Regions from separate parts of the Homo sapiens genome. Here region 2 is linked to region 1. A link is an interaction called in ENCODE POLR2A ChIA-PET data of the cell type or tissue named here. Cell type or tissue: Panc1. All regions are shown on one strand. Links, peaks and the distances in the headings refer to the core of each region. The heading gives the core; the rest is flanking DNA.

The links. Peaks named below come from ENCODE experiments on the same cell type or tissue, not always from the same donor. Only the 100,000 strongest peaks of a DNase experiment are listed, where the experiment ranks them.
Region 2: POLR2A ChIA-PET joins it to region 1 with 6 read pairs; 2 of 35 experiments call an interaction of 5 or more read pairs at or near these places.

Annotation. Positions count from the first base shown.
Region 1 is chr5:108,371,258-108,379,410 of GRCh38, forward strand. The region is part of intron 1 of FBXL17 (F-box and leucine rich repeat protein 17); the gene reads right to left. Among named protein-coding and RNA genes, the nearest start is that of FBXL17, 6.8 kb to the right of the region's middle. In Panc1, for the core only: no CTCF peak of the experiment used is centred there; no DNase peak of the experiment used is centred there; H3K27ac peaks cover 1,022 bases.
Region 2 is chr5:108,104,272-108,112,424 of GRCh38, forward strand. All of the region lies in intron 6 of FBXL17 (F-box and leucine rich repeat protein 17), which reads right to left. Among named protein-coding and RNA genes, the nearest start is that of FBXL17, 270 kb to the right of the region's middle. In Panc1, for the core only: no CTCF peak of the experiment used is centred there; no DNase peak of the experiment used is centred there.

The sequences.
Region 1 (8,153 bases), core at 3,154-8,153:
GAAGAGAACTCTGTGGTCCAACAAGTAAACAAAGAATTCCCACTACTGTTTCTTAATTTTATCATAAAAGCAGCCCCAGTCATGCAAAACTACACAGCAGCACAGGTGGCTGTATCTCTGAGAGAAACTCCATCTTTCTAGCCAGATAACCAAATAAAGTTTTATTGGCACACAAAACATAAATGAATGTATACAACTATGTGCCAATAAAACACGATTTACAAAAACTGGCAGTGGATTTGGCCTGTGAAGGGCTACAGTTTGCTGGCCCATTCACAAGAAAAAAGGAAATGAAAAGAAACTGCCCATGAGAAAACCCAGACATTGGACTTACTAGACAAAGACAATAAATCAACAATTTAAGACATGCTCACAGAGCTAAAGAAAACCGTGGACAAAGAACTAAAGGAAATTATGAGAACCAAATAGAAATGTCTCACCAAATAGAGAATATTAATAAAAAGTAGAAATTATGAAAATAAATCAAATAAGAATTATAGAACTAAATTATACAGTAATGACATTTTAAAATTCACTACAGAGATTAAACAGATTAGAGCAAGTGGAAGTGTTATATAAATAAGCCAAAGATGACCTCTGTGTATTGGTTCCTAGGTTATTTCTTCACTGCAGGACGAGACTCATTAGCTCAAGAGCCCACTAGTACCAAACTCAAATTTTTACACATCCCATCATGCTGCTGAGTGACATCACCTAGACAGGTAAGCCTGCTCTCCAATTCTCCTGTTCCCCAGGGGTTGCCTTGCCCTCCTCCCCTTCTGTATGGCAGTCTACCTCGCTGTAAGCCTCTGCACAGCTTCATGCTGTAAAAGAAGTTTCCTCTCATATAATCCTGTCCAAGTGCCACCAAATGAAGCTTGTTGTGTGTTACCACTTCTTATAATCATATCTCTTTCTTGAGAAACATCAAAATCCCTTGAACCTCTACAAGAAGAAAGAATCAGCAAACCTAAAGATAGGTAAATTAAAATTACTGAGTCTGTGGACTGAAGGAAAATGAACATACATGTGGAACCCCACCAAACATACTAATATACATATAATTGGAGGCACAGAAGGAAAAGAGAGTGAAAGAGGCCTAAATATTTGAAGAAATAATGGCTAAAACTTTCCAAATCTGATGAAAGGCATGAATCTAGCTCATAAACTCAATGAATTCCAAGCAGGATAAATGCAAAAGGATTCATATCAAGATGCATCATAATCAAATTGTTGAAAGACAAAAACCGAGAGAACCCTGAAAGCAGCAAGAAAAATGCAACTCGTGAAAAGGACACTCAATACAATCAACAACTGATTTTTCACTGGAAACCATGGAGACCAGAAGGCAGTGGGATAACATATTCAAAATGCTGAAAGGAAACTGTCAACCAAGAATCCTCTATCTGGTAAAACAACCCTTTAAAAATAAAGGCAAAATTAAGATATTTCCAGATAAACAAAAACTGAGGAAGTTTGTCACTGGTAAACTTCCCCTAAAAGAAATACTATAAAGAGTCCATCAGGCTGAAATGTAAGGGGATCAGACAGTGGCTTAAAATCACATATGAACTAAAGGATACCAGTAATTGTTGGTATTTACATAGGTAAATATAAAAGTGCATATTACTGTGTCTTTGGTTTGCAATGCCTCCTCTTTGCTATATGATTTAAAAGACTACATAAAACAGTAATTATGAATCTATATTGATTGGCACAAAATTCATAAAGCTGTAACTTGTGACAATAACAACAAATACAGGAGCAAAGTTTTTATATACCACTGAAACTAAACTGGTATTAATTCAAACTAAATTGTTATAATATATAGTGTTAATTATAACCCCCAGGGTAAATACTAAGAAATACACACATAATTATTTACTATATTTTATTTATATATATAATTCTCATATATACATATTCTCACATTACATAAATATAACATATCTAAATATATTATATTAATATAAATATAATATATATCTAAATATATTAATATAAATATAATATATATCTAAATATATTAATATAAATATAATATATATCTAAATATATTAAATTTTTATTAATATATATCTAAATATAATATATCTAAATATATATTAATATAAATATATATCTAAATATATTAATATATTTAGATATGTTATATTTATTTATATAATGTGAGAATTATATGTATATATGAGAAGGGGATCAAAATGGTACACTAGAAAATATCTGACACAAAGAACAGCATCAGAGGAATTGACAAACAAAAAATATATAAGACATAGAGAAAACAAATAATAAAATAGTAAATGTATTTCCTTATCACTAATTACACTAAATGTAAATGGGCTAAACTTTCCAGTTAAGACACATAAGGCCAGGGCCAGGCACAGTGGTTCACACCTGCAATCCCAGCACTTTTGGGAGGCTGTGTTGAGTGGATCACTTGAGCCCAGGAGTTCAAGACCAGCCTGGGCAACATGGCAAGACCCTGTCTCCACAAAAAAAATGACAAAATTAGCCAGCCATAGTGGTATGCACCTATGGTCTCAGCTACATGGGAGGCTGAGGTTGGAGAATAGCTTGAGCCCAGGAGGTCGAGGCTGCAGTGAGTTGTGATCGTGCCACTGCATTCCAGCCTGGACAACAGACTGAGACCCTGTCTCAAAAAGAAAGACACAATGAATAACAGGATAAAATGTAAAAACACAATCCAATTATATACTGTTTACAAGAGACTCAATTTAGATCCAAAAATATACACAGATTGAGAGTAAAAGCATGGAACAATACATATAGCAAAAACTGACAGAATTGAAAGGAAAAAAACCAAAAAGAGTTCCGCATTAATGCTTGGAGACTACAACGTACAACTTTCAATAATGGATAGAACAACCAGACAAGAGATGAACAAGTAAACTGAACACTTGAACAAGACTTAAACATGGCCTATCAGATATCTCTAGAACACTACACAAAATAGAATACACATTCTTCTGAAGTGCATAAAAACATTCTCAAAGACCAAAGTCTAAAATACTACACTACAAGTCAAGTCTCAACAAATTTGAAAATATTAAGCTCATACAAAGTATCTTTTCCAATGACAATGAAAGGAAATTAGACATCAGTAACAGAGGCCAGGAACAGCAGCTCAGGCCTATAATTCCAGCATTTTGGGAGGCCGAGGGAGGCAGATCACTTGAGCCCAGGGGTTTAAGACCAGCCTGGGCAACATGGCAAAACTCCCATCTCTACCAAAAAATACAAAAATTAGCCGGGCGTGGTGGCATGTGCACCTTTAATCCAAGGTACTAGAGAGGCTGAGGTGGGAGGATTGCTTGAGCCCAGAAGGCAGAAGTTGCAGTGAGCCATGATCACACCACTGCACTCCAGCCTGGGTGATACAGTGAGACTCTGTTTCAAAAAATGAAAGAAAAGAGAAGAGGAGAAGGGAGGTGAGGAAAGAGGAGGGGAAATCACTAACAGGAGGAAATCTGGAAATTTCACAAATACATGAAAATTTAACAATCAACAAGTAAGAAGAACTCATAAAGAAAACTAGAAAATAATTTGAAATTAATGAAAACAAACACATATAGCAAAATCTATGGGATACAGAAACAAGTAACTACATTTAAAAAGAAGAAAGATCTTGAATTGGCAACCTAAACTTCTACCTCAAGAAACTATAAAAAGAAAACTCAATACAAACTAAGCAGAAACAAGGGGGAAAAAATACAGCTAATACAAATGAAATATAGACTAGAAAAATAATAGATGATCAACAAAACCAAAAGTTTATTCTTTAAAATGATGAGGCCGAGCACAATGGTTGACACCTATAATCCCAGCACTTTGGGAAGCCAAAGTGGGAGGACTGCTTGAAGCCAGGAGTTTGAGACCAGCCTGGAAAACATAGCAAGACCCTGTCTCTACAAAAATTATTTAAGAAATTAACCAGGCATGCGCCAGCATGCCTGTGCACCCAGCTACTCAGGAGGCTGACAAGAGGGAAAGTCACTTGAGCCCAGGAGTTTAAGGCTGCACTTCCATTTACATAGCTATAAGCTATGATCACACCACTGCACTCAAGCCTGGGTGACAGAGACCCTGCACACACACACACACACACACACACACAAAATTGGCTAGACTAAGAATAAAGAGAGAAGACTCAAATTTTAAAATCATGTATAAAAATGGGAACATTAATATCAACCTTACAAAAAGTACACAATTATAAGAGAATACTATAATTGTATGCTACCAAATTGATGAAATAGATGACAAATTCCTAGAATATAAACTATAAAAACTGACTCAAAGGAAATAGAAAATCTGAGTAGATGTACAGCACGTAAAAAGATGGAATATGTAATAAAAAACAAAAAACTTACAACAAAGAAAAGACAAGGACCAGATGGCCTCACCAGTAATATGCTTCAATAAGAATGAACACCAATCTATCTTAAATTCTTCCAAAAATGAGAGGATGGGATACTACTTCCCAACTCATGCTATAAGGCCAGCATATCCTGATACCAAAGCCAGGCAAAGAAATCTCAAAAAACTACAGACCAATGTCCCTTATGAATACCGATGTGAAAATCTTCAATAAAATATAAGGAAACTAAATCCACAGTATAGTAGAAGGGTTATACACCATGACCAAGTAGGATTTATCCCAGGAATGCAAGGATGGTTCAACATATGAAAAAAACCCATGTAACACACCATATTAATAGAATAAAGGTAAAAAGCAAAAACAAAACACATGATCATCTCAACTGATTCAGGAAAAAGCACTGGACAAAATCTAATACCCTTTCTTGATTAAAACATTCAGAAATATAGGAATAAAAGAACACTTCCTCAACCTGAGAAAGAGCATCTACCAATAACCCCTAGTTATCATTATACTTAATGGTAAAAGTCTAAAAGTTTTTCCCCAAAATCAGAAACAAAACAAGGATTTCTGCATCATGACTTCTATGCAACATTGTACTGGAGATTCTGGCTAGGGCAATTAGACATGGAATATAAACAAAAGGCATCCAGATTGGGGAGCTGGAATTAAAACATCCTCTATTCACAGATGTCATGGTCTTATATAGAGAAAATCCCAGAGAATAAACACAAAAATTAATTTTAGAGCTAATAAGCAAATATTTTTATATACTAGCAATGAATCATCTGAAGATGAAATTAAGAAAGCACTTCCATTTATAATAGCATCAAAAAGAATAAAACTTTTTTTACAGCTCTCATTTCTTTATTGAGATTTCCAATTTGTTGGGTCAATGTCATCATATTCTCCTGTAATTATTTAAATAATGTTTCCTTTCTTTTACCATGTTTATAATAGCAGTTTGAAGTCTTTGCTAAGTCTAATATCTAGGCTCACTCACAGTCAGTTTCTATTAACTGCTTTCTTTTTCCCTCAGCATGGGTCACATTTTTCTGTCTCTTTACGTGTCTTAAAATTTGTTGTTAAAAACTGGACATTTTGGATAACATAGCCAGTGTATATTCTTTTTTTTTTTTTTTTTTTGAGACAGAGTCTCACTCTGTTGCCAGGCTGGAGTGCAGCGGTGTGATCTCGGCTCACTGCAACCTCCACCCACGGGTTCAAGCTGGGATTACAGGCGTGAGCCACCGCACCTGGCCACCAGTGTAGAATTTTATATTTCTGAGCCTTTTAACATGTCTGGCCCTAAACTGTGGAATCTGTGTCCTGGGCAGTGTGACTACATCTGTTCAGATTTTAATTCACATATATATGTTTTAGCCTGGCTTTCTAGAGAAGTCATTCTGTGTCTGAATATCTTAGTTTTCAGCTATGTACATGCCAAAGATATGCTCAAACAGCTTGAGCCTGCTCTTTAATCTGTATCTGGGTTAAGAAGGGCACATTCAAAGCTTAAAGAATTCTCATCTGCCTTGGCCCTTGCTCTCAGTTAGACAACCTCAGGTCTCCCCTACACATGTGCATAGTTTCACGTTATGCCAGGATATGTGAAGAGGTTATCCCTTTATGGTTCTCTCATTTCCAGGGTCTGCCTTTTAATTTATAGCTACTCTTCCACTCACCCCAACTGGCACTACAACCTTAAACTAGCAAATACATGGTTTTTCCTTGTTTTCCCCTACCAAGTTCAGTACATTTTATCGACAAAGGTTTTTACTCATTGCCCCAAATTGAATCAGCTGTCTGACAGCGAAGCTGCTGGTTTTCCAAACTACAATTCTTGCCAAAAGTGCTGGGACAGGAGGTCACAGTAGAAGCCCACGCGAGAATGCTGTAGACTTGCACTATTCTTACCTGAAGATCTAACAGTTTTCCTAAGAATAAATGTTTCTCAATGATTTTCTTTGCTTTTGGTTGATTTCCAGAGTTCAAATAGTTTTGGGCAATTCTGCCATTTTTATACTTGTGTGTGGAAAGGATTCACCAAACTCTTCATGCAGCCACAGGTGAAAGTACATTTCTTGCGGATATTTTTATGCTTGTCCTCCTCATTTTATAAATGAGAAAATAAAAACTTAGATGGCCTAGATCATTTTTTAAGGTTAAAGGACTATGTGGTCTTAAAGGGCTAATTTGTCAGTTAACAATCAACATGTAGGGCATGGTCACTGCAACCAAGTAGCATCTTGTTTGAAACCTGCCTGACTTTAGCTATTATCTTTTATATAAAAGTGATATGGCTGTTATAAACCACAAGTCATTGACTAAATCCAGATTTGTTTATCCAAGTGAAGAAATTTAAGATGTGGGTAATAAGCATAAAATAGGATATTTTGCCAAAGGCAAACAACTTGTTAAAGAAACTATTATATTAAAATGCATTTTTGACTGCTTTAAAGCAGGTAATATTAACCTATATAAAAGAGAAACATCCTTGTTGATATTGAGCCAAAAATTAGCCTATGATGCAACATATAGTTTAGTTTCTCTCCTCTGCCATAAAAAAAAAAAAATGGGCAAGTATGGTAGCTTTCCCAAAAAACATCCTTTAAATTCTTAAACATCCTCACATTTCTCTCCCAAATTCTACCTGCCTCGTTTTTGTTTTTTGTTTTTTTGTTTTGTTTTGTTTTGTTTTTACAGCTATAGTAACTTCCTAGCATAAAAGATGAAGCAAAAGCAATACAATTATAATAGCTATTGACTCCCTACCAGGAGAACAGGGCATAATTTCTAAGAATGTTTTCCAATAGTGATGATAGACTTGTGCCTCTCTACGCAACCCTTCTAATATTAGAAAAGAAAAATTGTCATAGCTCCATAAGTCTTCCCTTCTCCAAGTCAAACAACTCCAGTCCTTACCAGCAGAGCCAGAATCCTTTCACCACCACATGGCTCTACCGTGGCTCCAACAGCAACTCCAGTCAGAATATGGACATTCCTTAGAAATATCTCTTCGTGGTGTGGCGTATTCACCCTGAGTCTCAGCACAGACTCTAAACACCTGATGATACATTCGTTCGTAAGTATTTACTGAGCGCTACTATATGCCAGACACTGCACTTAAAGGAGGAGACAGAGCAATGAACAAGATTACGAATCCAGAGTCGCTGCACCCAAAAACTGGGGTTGGCAGACACTGAACAATCGCTAATTCAATTCATCCCAGACAGTACAGCTCACTTCGTGCTGAATACCACTAGGACCATCAGACTCAGACAGAGAATCTTTATTAGAATTTTCTAATACAAGGAATGGAAATCTACATAACATGTCCAAATACACACAATAGGGCAAGCCCATGGTAATTCCCATATGTCCTTTAGACAAAGTTTTCAACAATCCTCAGGAAAAAATATGAAAGAGAACAACGCGGTATAGGATAAGTTTATTTTATTCTATTAGAGTTTCTCTTTATTATGAGATCATGTCCCTTTTTTTTCTCGGCATTAAAATGTTTTTTACCTCATGAAATAATTTGTAAGTAGAAGGTACCTGGCTTTGTTTTGGTTCATTTTGAAACAGTCTTATTTGCCAAATAAGAAGACAGCAATCAAGTTTCTATACCAAATATTTGTTGATATTTTATTTATCCATATCACCCAGTGATTTAAAGGACTCAAGAAAGTTCCCTTTGTCCTAAAATGCACCTCTGCACACAAAGAGTAGGCAATTACTCTTCCAACAA
Region 2 (8,153 bases), core at 1,894-6,893, 270 kb before region 1:
GGTGATCTGCCTGCCTTGGCCTCCCAAAGTGCTGGGATTACAGGCATGAGCCACCGTGCCCAGCCCTGCAAACAAATATCAATTTTACATGCAATTGTACTTCTAAATGTTATTTTCATTAGAAAGATTACCTATAGTGAAAATAAAGAAGTCAATCCTCTAAGACTTCTCTTGAATTTATAGAACATCACACTAAGTATAGGCTCAAAATGTCCAATTTAACCAACAACACTTATTGAGTACCTCCTACAGAGCAGAGCTCTGAGCATTCCTGATGGAGAAGAACAAAAGTTTGAGAGTTAAGATATAGTCTCTGTCCTCCAAGATGTGTCTTATTTTAATTGGACGAGTAAGACTAATCCACATAAAAACATTAAATAAAAACAAATAAAAAGTGAGTCATTCAGTGAGTGCAATAGATGATCCACAGTTTTGTGACAAAGCAAGTGCACAACAACATATATGGGATATTCTCATTTTGTCAAAAATGTATTTGGATATGTATTTTAAAAGACTGGAAGGTTACACATAGAGTACTTTGGGGAGTACACAATTATGTTTTTTGTTTTGTTTTGTTTTGTTTTTTTGAGATGGAGTCTCGCTCTGTTGCCCAGGCTTGGAGTGCAGTGGTGCCATCTCGGCTCACTGCAACCCCCACCTCCCGGGTTCACGCCATTCTCCTGCCTCAGCCTCCTGAGTAGCTGGGACTACAGGTGCCCGCCACGATGCCCAGCTAATTTTTTGTATTTTTAGTAGGGACAGGGTTTCACCGTGTTAGCTAGGATGGTCTGGATCTCCTGACCTTGTGATCCGCCCGCCTCGGCCTCCCGAAGTGCTGGGATTACAGGCGTGAGCCACCACACCTGGCCGTGATTTTTTTAATGTATGAATTGCTTTTTGTATCAAAAAATAGCAGTAAATAAAAAGGATTCTAATGAATGAAGAAAGAGAAGAGAAGGCTTCTTGGAGAAGGCGCAACTGAAGTGGACCTTGGGGGCTGGACAAGAATAATGGGCCAGGCCAGTGGCACAAAGAGGGAAAAACACAATGGAAAGAAAGTTGATGGCACTTGTGAAAGATTGTAATTGTGTCAATTTGGCTTCAAAAGGTGATTCAGGCAAAACTGCGGCAGAAAAGTCTGGCTGCTGTAAACCAGTGAAGGCTTTGGCCACATGCTGTTTTGAAGATATTAGATCTTGCATATGTTCTCAAAGTTGCCTTTATCTGAAAAGAAGGTAAAGGAGAAAACACAGCTTTCTTTGGATACATACTCAAGTTATAAGAATAAATAAGAAAACTGTGGAAAAACAATTTAAATACTAGAAAAGAAAAAGAGCCATATAGTCATCTCTTAATTATTCATGTATGTCGATTATCTACTTCATTTATTATCCTAGACAAATTATAAAATTCCTCCCAAATGGAACAGACCAGAAGACAAACTTTGCTTTTGCTTTCAACTTTTCTGCTGATACAACTAACTTTAACATTAACTACCCATTACAAAGACAGAAAGGAAATTTAAAACGTGTTTAGGGTTTATATCTTATTAGGGAAAGGCCATTAAGGCAAAATTATTTAATATCTCTCCTTATTTATTTACTTAAGAAATATGCATCAAAGAGAGAGTAAAACGGAGGGAGACTGAAAAGGAACAGGAGGAAGAATCTGATCTTCTAATATATTTTACATATTGCTTTACTGGATCATCGCCGGAAAGCAAGGGTTAATCCTATTTTAAATAGGGGGAAACTGAAGCTCACAGAAGTGAAGAGAATGATTTATTCAAGGTCATTCAAGCAGTAAGTGCTAAACTGGGACTCACACCAATTCTTCTAAGTTTAGGGCTCTTTCTACCATACCAGAGGTACCATCTCCACCACAGTCTATAGCAGGGAAAAACTGAGCATGTAGAACAAGCAAGCAGGACAGGTTTCTAGTTCCTCTAAATGTGAACATTAATGAAAATAAAATTGAAAAGACAGATAATAACAAGTGTTGGCAAGAATGTGTAGAAATTAGACTCTTAAACTCTGCTAGCAGGATTATAAAATGGTGCAACCACTCTGGAAGGAAGTCTGGGAGTTCCTCAGAATATTAAATGTAAAGTTGCCATACGTCCCAGCCATTCTACTCCTAGGTATATATCCAAGAGAAATGGAAACATATGTCCACACCAAAATGTATATACAAATATTCACAATAGCAAAAAAGTAGCAACAACCAGAATGTCTATCAACTAATGAACAGATGTGGTGTATCAGTACAATGGAATATTATTTGGAAATAAAAAGAAAGTGTGAAAGTGAATACGTGCTACAACATGGAAGAACACTGAAAACATTGTATTACATGAAAAAAGCCAAACATAAAAGGGTACATATTATATTACAGTATTCCACTTATATGAAATGTCCAGAATAGGCAAATCCATAGAGACAAAAAGTAGATTGGTAGTTGCCAAGGGCTGAGGAAAAGGAATAAATCAGGAGTGATGCTATGGGTTACAGAATTTCTTTTGGGACTGATGAAAATTTACTGAAATTAGATAGTAGCAATAGTGAATACACTAAACTGTGAATATACTAAATATGAATATACTAAACCACTGTGAATACACTAAAACCATGGAATAGTACACCTTAAATGGGTGAATTTTGTGGTATGTAAATTACATCTCAATAAAGTTATTTTTTAAAGAGGTGAAAAAAATTAAAGGAAATGCTCAGAAAACAAGAAAAATGGAAAATATTATAAAAATCAATTATGTAAAATTTCCTCCTTAAAAATCTCTGAGCTTAATTTTATTTATTTTTTTGAGACAGAGTCTCACTCTGTCACCCAGGCTGGAGTGCAGTGGTGAGATCTCAGCTCACTGCAACCTCCAACTCCTGGGTTCAAGCGATTCTCCTGCCTCAGCCTCCCGAGTAGCTGGGATTACAGGCATGTGCCACCACGCCTGGCTAAGTTTTGTATTTTTAGTAGAGACAGAGTTTCTCCATGTTGGTCAGGCTGGTCTCGAACTCCCGACCTCAGGTGATCCACCCACCTTGGCTTCCCAAAGTGAAAACCTCTGAATTTTAAATACAACTACGAAAAGTATATTATTTTGGTGTTTTCTGTTAATTAGATGAAATAACGACACAAATGCTTTTTAACTGTTAAGCAAAGTGTCTACATGATCAGTCATTAATTTATAATTCACTTTCCTTTGAGGCTTGACAATTTCACTTTGTTAGATTCCTTTAAGAGAAATCTCGGCCAGGCACGGTGGCTCAAGCCTGTAATCCCAGCACTTTGGGAGGCCAAGGCGGGCAGATCACGAGGTCAGGAGATTGAGATCATCCTGGCTAACACGGTGAAACCCCATCTCTACTAAAAATACAAAAAATTAGCCAGGCATGGTGGCGGGCACCTGTAGTCCCAGCTACTCAGGAGGCTGAGGCAGGAGAATGGCATGAACCCGGGAGGCAGAGCTTGCAGTGAGCTGAGATGGCACCACTGCACTCCGGCCTGGGCAACACAGCAAGACTCTGTCTCAAAAAAAAAAAAGAAAAGAAAAAAGAAAAAGAAAAGAGAGACCTCATTCTCATTCTGTTCAAAATCTTCCAATGGCTTTCCATTGCACCTAGAATAAAATCCAGACCCCTTTGCATGACCTATTAAGGCCCAATATAATCTGCCTGTTGGCTCGCACCCCAACCTTATTTGCTACCTTTCCTTCCTTCTCTGATTTGGTCTGGCTATACTGCCCTCCGTTTTGTTTCTCAAACACACTAGTGTGTTTCTGCTTCAAGGACTTTGTACGTACTGTTTACTCATTTATCCATGTGGCTTACTCCTTGATTTTACTTAAGTTTCTCCTTCAGTGATAGCTCCTCCATGAGCTGTATTTCAAACTGCAAACATATACCCCACCTTCTACATCCATTTAATCTCTTATACTTTTCTTACCAACTATGTGATGTAAAGAATATTTCTACTTGTCCATTATCCATTTCCTGCTGGAATATAACCCCACAAAGACAGTGTAGTTTTATTTTATTCACTGCTGTAACTCCAGTGCTAACAATAGGGAAATCAACAGTATTTGTTAAAAAAGTAGATAAACAATCAGATGAACCTTAATGAAAGTGTTTAGAAAACTATAAAGTATCATGAGCTCTTTAGATATAGGAGTCAATTTGGGGCACTTAGGGGTGCATATCTAGCACGTTTAAAGGTTTGATAGATTCATGAATGAATGAAGTTGTTATGTCTAAGAATAATCATGTTAGGATAGATCTATATATTTAAATAAAGACATGGGTAACAATTACTAAAGATTTCTTAATTTTTCCTTTAGTTTTCTACTGTAAAAAAATACTTTGTTATCCTCTCCAATTTTTTCAGCACTAAGTAGAACACTCCTTACAAATCCTGGATCTGTGTCCTTACTTAAAACAAGGCAAGTTAGGAAAAGCACCCCCATTATATGTTTCCCCAGTGGGCCAAAAGACTCACACTTTGTTTTTGTTTTTTTTTTTTTTGAGACAGAGTTTCGCTCTTGTTGCCCAGGTTGGAGTGCAATGGTGTGATCTCGGCTCACTGCAACCTCCGCCTCCCGGGTTCAAGCGATTCTCCTGCCTCAGCCTCCTGAGTAGCTGGGATTACAGGCATGCACCATCACGCCCAGCTAATTTCATATTTTTTAGTACAGATGGGGTTCTCCATGTTGGTCAGGCTGGTCTCGAACTCCTGACCTCAGGTGATCCGCCCACCTCGGCCTCCCAAAGTGCTGGGATTACAGGCGTGAGCCACTGCGCCCAGCCAAGACTCACACTTTCAAAGACCTATTGGGAAAGTAAAAAGGAGAACAGTAAGGGAAATACCTGAGATTTACAAAAGGAAGGACAAAGAGTAATGGAGAGAACTGATGAGGGTCAGGACACACTTCCCCAAAATATGGTACCTTGGCATTTGAGAAAATAGCAGAAGGAGGAAGGTCACTCTCACCTTCCCCACATCCTTTTTCTGACCTTCCCCTGAAGCAGGTCATAAGACTTTCATGTGAGAGGTGCCCACTCTATATCCACAAGAAAGGAACATCCTCATGTCTGATGATACAGGGACACAGAGAAGAATCTCAACAGACAAGACTTGGTAAGTTCTTCCCAGTTTATTACCATTAGATCATAACCCTTTTGTCCAATCACACTTCTCTGTATTGACTGACTTTTTCATCAAACCTAGCATAAAAAATATACAGGTTTACCTGTTTCTTTAGGTTTTAATTTCCTTATGAAAGCCCCTATGTCACATAAAACTTATATTTAAATACATTTGTATGTTTTTTTTCTTGATTATCTGTCTTGTTATAGGGGTCTGAGCCATGAACCTAGTAAGGGATAAGAAGAGAAATTTCTTTCCCCCACAGAATGGAATACCAGTTAGTGCCCCACTCCCAGATTCCCATACTGTACTATGGGAATATTTAATTACATTATTGCATTAGCTCAATGTAAACAATGTATATCAATACAAGAGCAATACATGATTAAGATGTTCTGAGACATCTTTGATCACAATACTACATTTTATCTGAATCACTTTTCAAACATCAAATTCATTCAGTCCACAGAAGGTGGGGTCATGGGGTTGAGGGAGAGAACACTTCCATTCTATTAAAATCAGAGAAAGAATTCCTTTTCCTTATAATGAATATTTCCATTTAAAAGTCTGCCATATGACTGAGTCACATACCTTCATTCTCTTCTAGGTTACAGGTAAATAAGTGATTAAGATCATAGCCTATTGGTACCACACAGCTTCTAAATGGGAAGGGTGTGCCCGTAGCTCACACCTCCTCCTTGGCCAGCCAAGCAAAACTCTCACTGTTCTGTCAGTACTCATTCTCACTCACTTGTTTTAAAATCCAGTGGTTTACTGGGTTCAAGAACACCCAAGCAGAACCTGAGCATAATTTTGAATTAATCTCTTATAAGATCCTCTCTTCAAGTTTAATTTGAAAGAAATTCATCAGTAATATAGTCTATTTATTTATATTAACAACTGAAATAGACTAAAGTACATATTTCTAAAAATAGAATTTCTGAAATTTCTTAACTAGATATTAATGGAAATAATTGCGGTACATCACAGCTATGTCATACAAAACAAAAAACCTATGAATTAATGCATGTATTCATAAAGAAAATTGTCACTTGAATGTGGGAATCAGATTTTAATTAATGGGCTCTTTTTATCAAATTTGTAAACAGTTTACCATTTGAAAGTAGTTTCCTATTTAGAACCCTAGTTTCCACAGAGGAGAAGAAGGCACAAGATTAAATGATTTCCATTTTTCGATGCTGAGTAATGTACAATTTTTTCAAAGTATTCTTTATTTTCTTGTTTAAAAATTTGTTATTTTTTATGAGAATCATAACCTGCCAATCCTACTGCAGCTTTCTTTCTTTTTCAGTATATTAGCATGCAAAAAAAAAAGGGGCGAATTTGTGCCTCAAAGTTTTCACAGTGCCATTATTTGCTGTACCTAGTTTCTTTTTAAGGAGAAAAAGCCCTGCACATCTTTATTAGGATGGCATTTGATTTTTTGTATTAACCTTCTAAAGAGTGGTTAAACTAAAATATCATAATAATTATTAAACTAGGTACTAAGCCTCCCTTTCCTCCTCCCTAATACATTGAATAGTCCACATTCACCAGCATCAAGTCTCTTTTACTAGGACAATGGCAACAAGAAATCTTCAACAAGTGCTGGCCTGACCCCTTTCCTTTTTCTACAGTTCCAGCTGAGCAGCAAAAACTGCTTGAAATTCAGCAATCACATTTCTCACTGTTTCAGAATGACCTATTTCGCACTAGAATGAACCAGTGAATTCATACATATAAATAACTATCTGCAGACCCTGCTTTTCAAAACATGAACAGAAATAAGTAAAAAGAAGAAAAAAAAAAGAAAGAAAAGAAAAGAAAAAGAAGAAAGAGGGAGCAGCAGTTACAAATAAAGGTTTGATTGGATTGGTATTTTTCAATTGTTTGATATGATAATTGGAAACAAAACAAGACTATATAACTTAGATATCAATGTTACATTTAAAGTTTTTTGGAATTGTCAATAAATAATATTCATGATAGTTCAAACTGAAGTCAGATTATTTTTCTCTAAAACACATCATCATATTCTTATTTATTTAAGCTATCTTGGGAACTAAGAGAAAAGGCTGTAAGCATTTCTTAGCAGAATATGCTTATAAATTAGCTACACTATCATTCATTCTTAAGTATTTATTGAATGCTGTATACAAGATCTAGTTACATGCTACATCCTGCAAACACAAAGTTTCTAAGACCTTCTGATCTCTCAGGATAATCCCCAATTATAATAATCTTTTAATCTCAGTCAGTGTAAAAAACTGTCTGTACATGCTAGCTTTTTCAACTAGGCTACGGGACCACACTTGATTCATCTCTGTATTTCCAATAATTAATAAAATCCTATTACATAATTAACTCTCAATAAATGTTTACAAATGGATTGATTACTTAGTCACTGCCCTTGAGCTTACAGAAGTTCAAGCAGTGTTCAGAGAACCCAGTATATAGATCATGTTAGCACTCTGTCATAAATCTGTTGACACACATTGAACAAGGGGTAATGCTGCATAATAATATCTGAGAGAAAGGAGACAAATGAGGACAGCCATATACATAAGTAAAACGTTCAATGCCTGGAGAGAGTTTCTGGATGCGGCAAGGGAAAGGAGATCCCAAACAGGCCCAACAGTCTTGCTTGGCTTAGGAGACAGAGTTTAGGGCTCTAGGACACCAAGGTGACCAGAATATGCTGGGAAGAGTGCCAGAAAGGAGGCAGATGCACAGAAAGGGCAAGTGAGCAAGCTCTGGAGATAGGCACAGTCCAATTGAGTCTTTGGTTGAATACTGGTCTGGTCACATAAAAAAGAAAACTACTGAGGCCAGAGAAAGAACCATCATTAAGGAATAAGTGGGAAATATCTGGAGCTTAGGCCTGGGAGTACTTGATACTTCCATGAGCTTGGATAGAAATGACCTGCTAATTCACAGGGCATTGAGTCAAGGACTCAGAAGGGCAATGCCTCACTAGTGTGGCTGAATTAGCCCTTGACTAA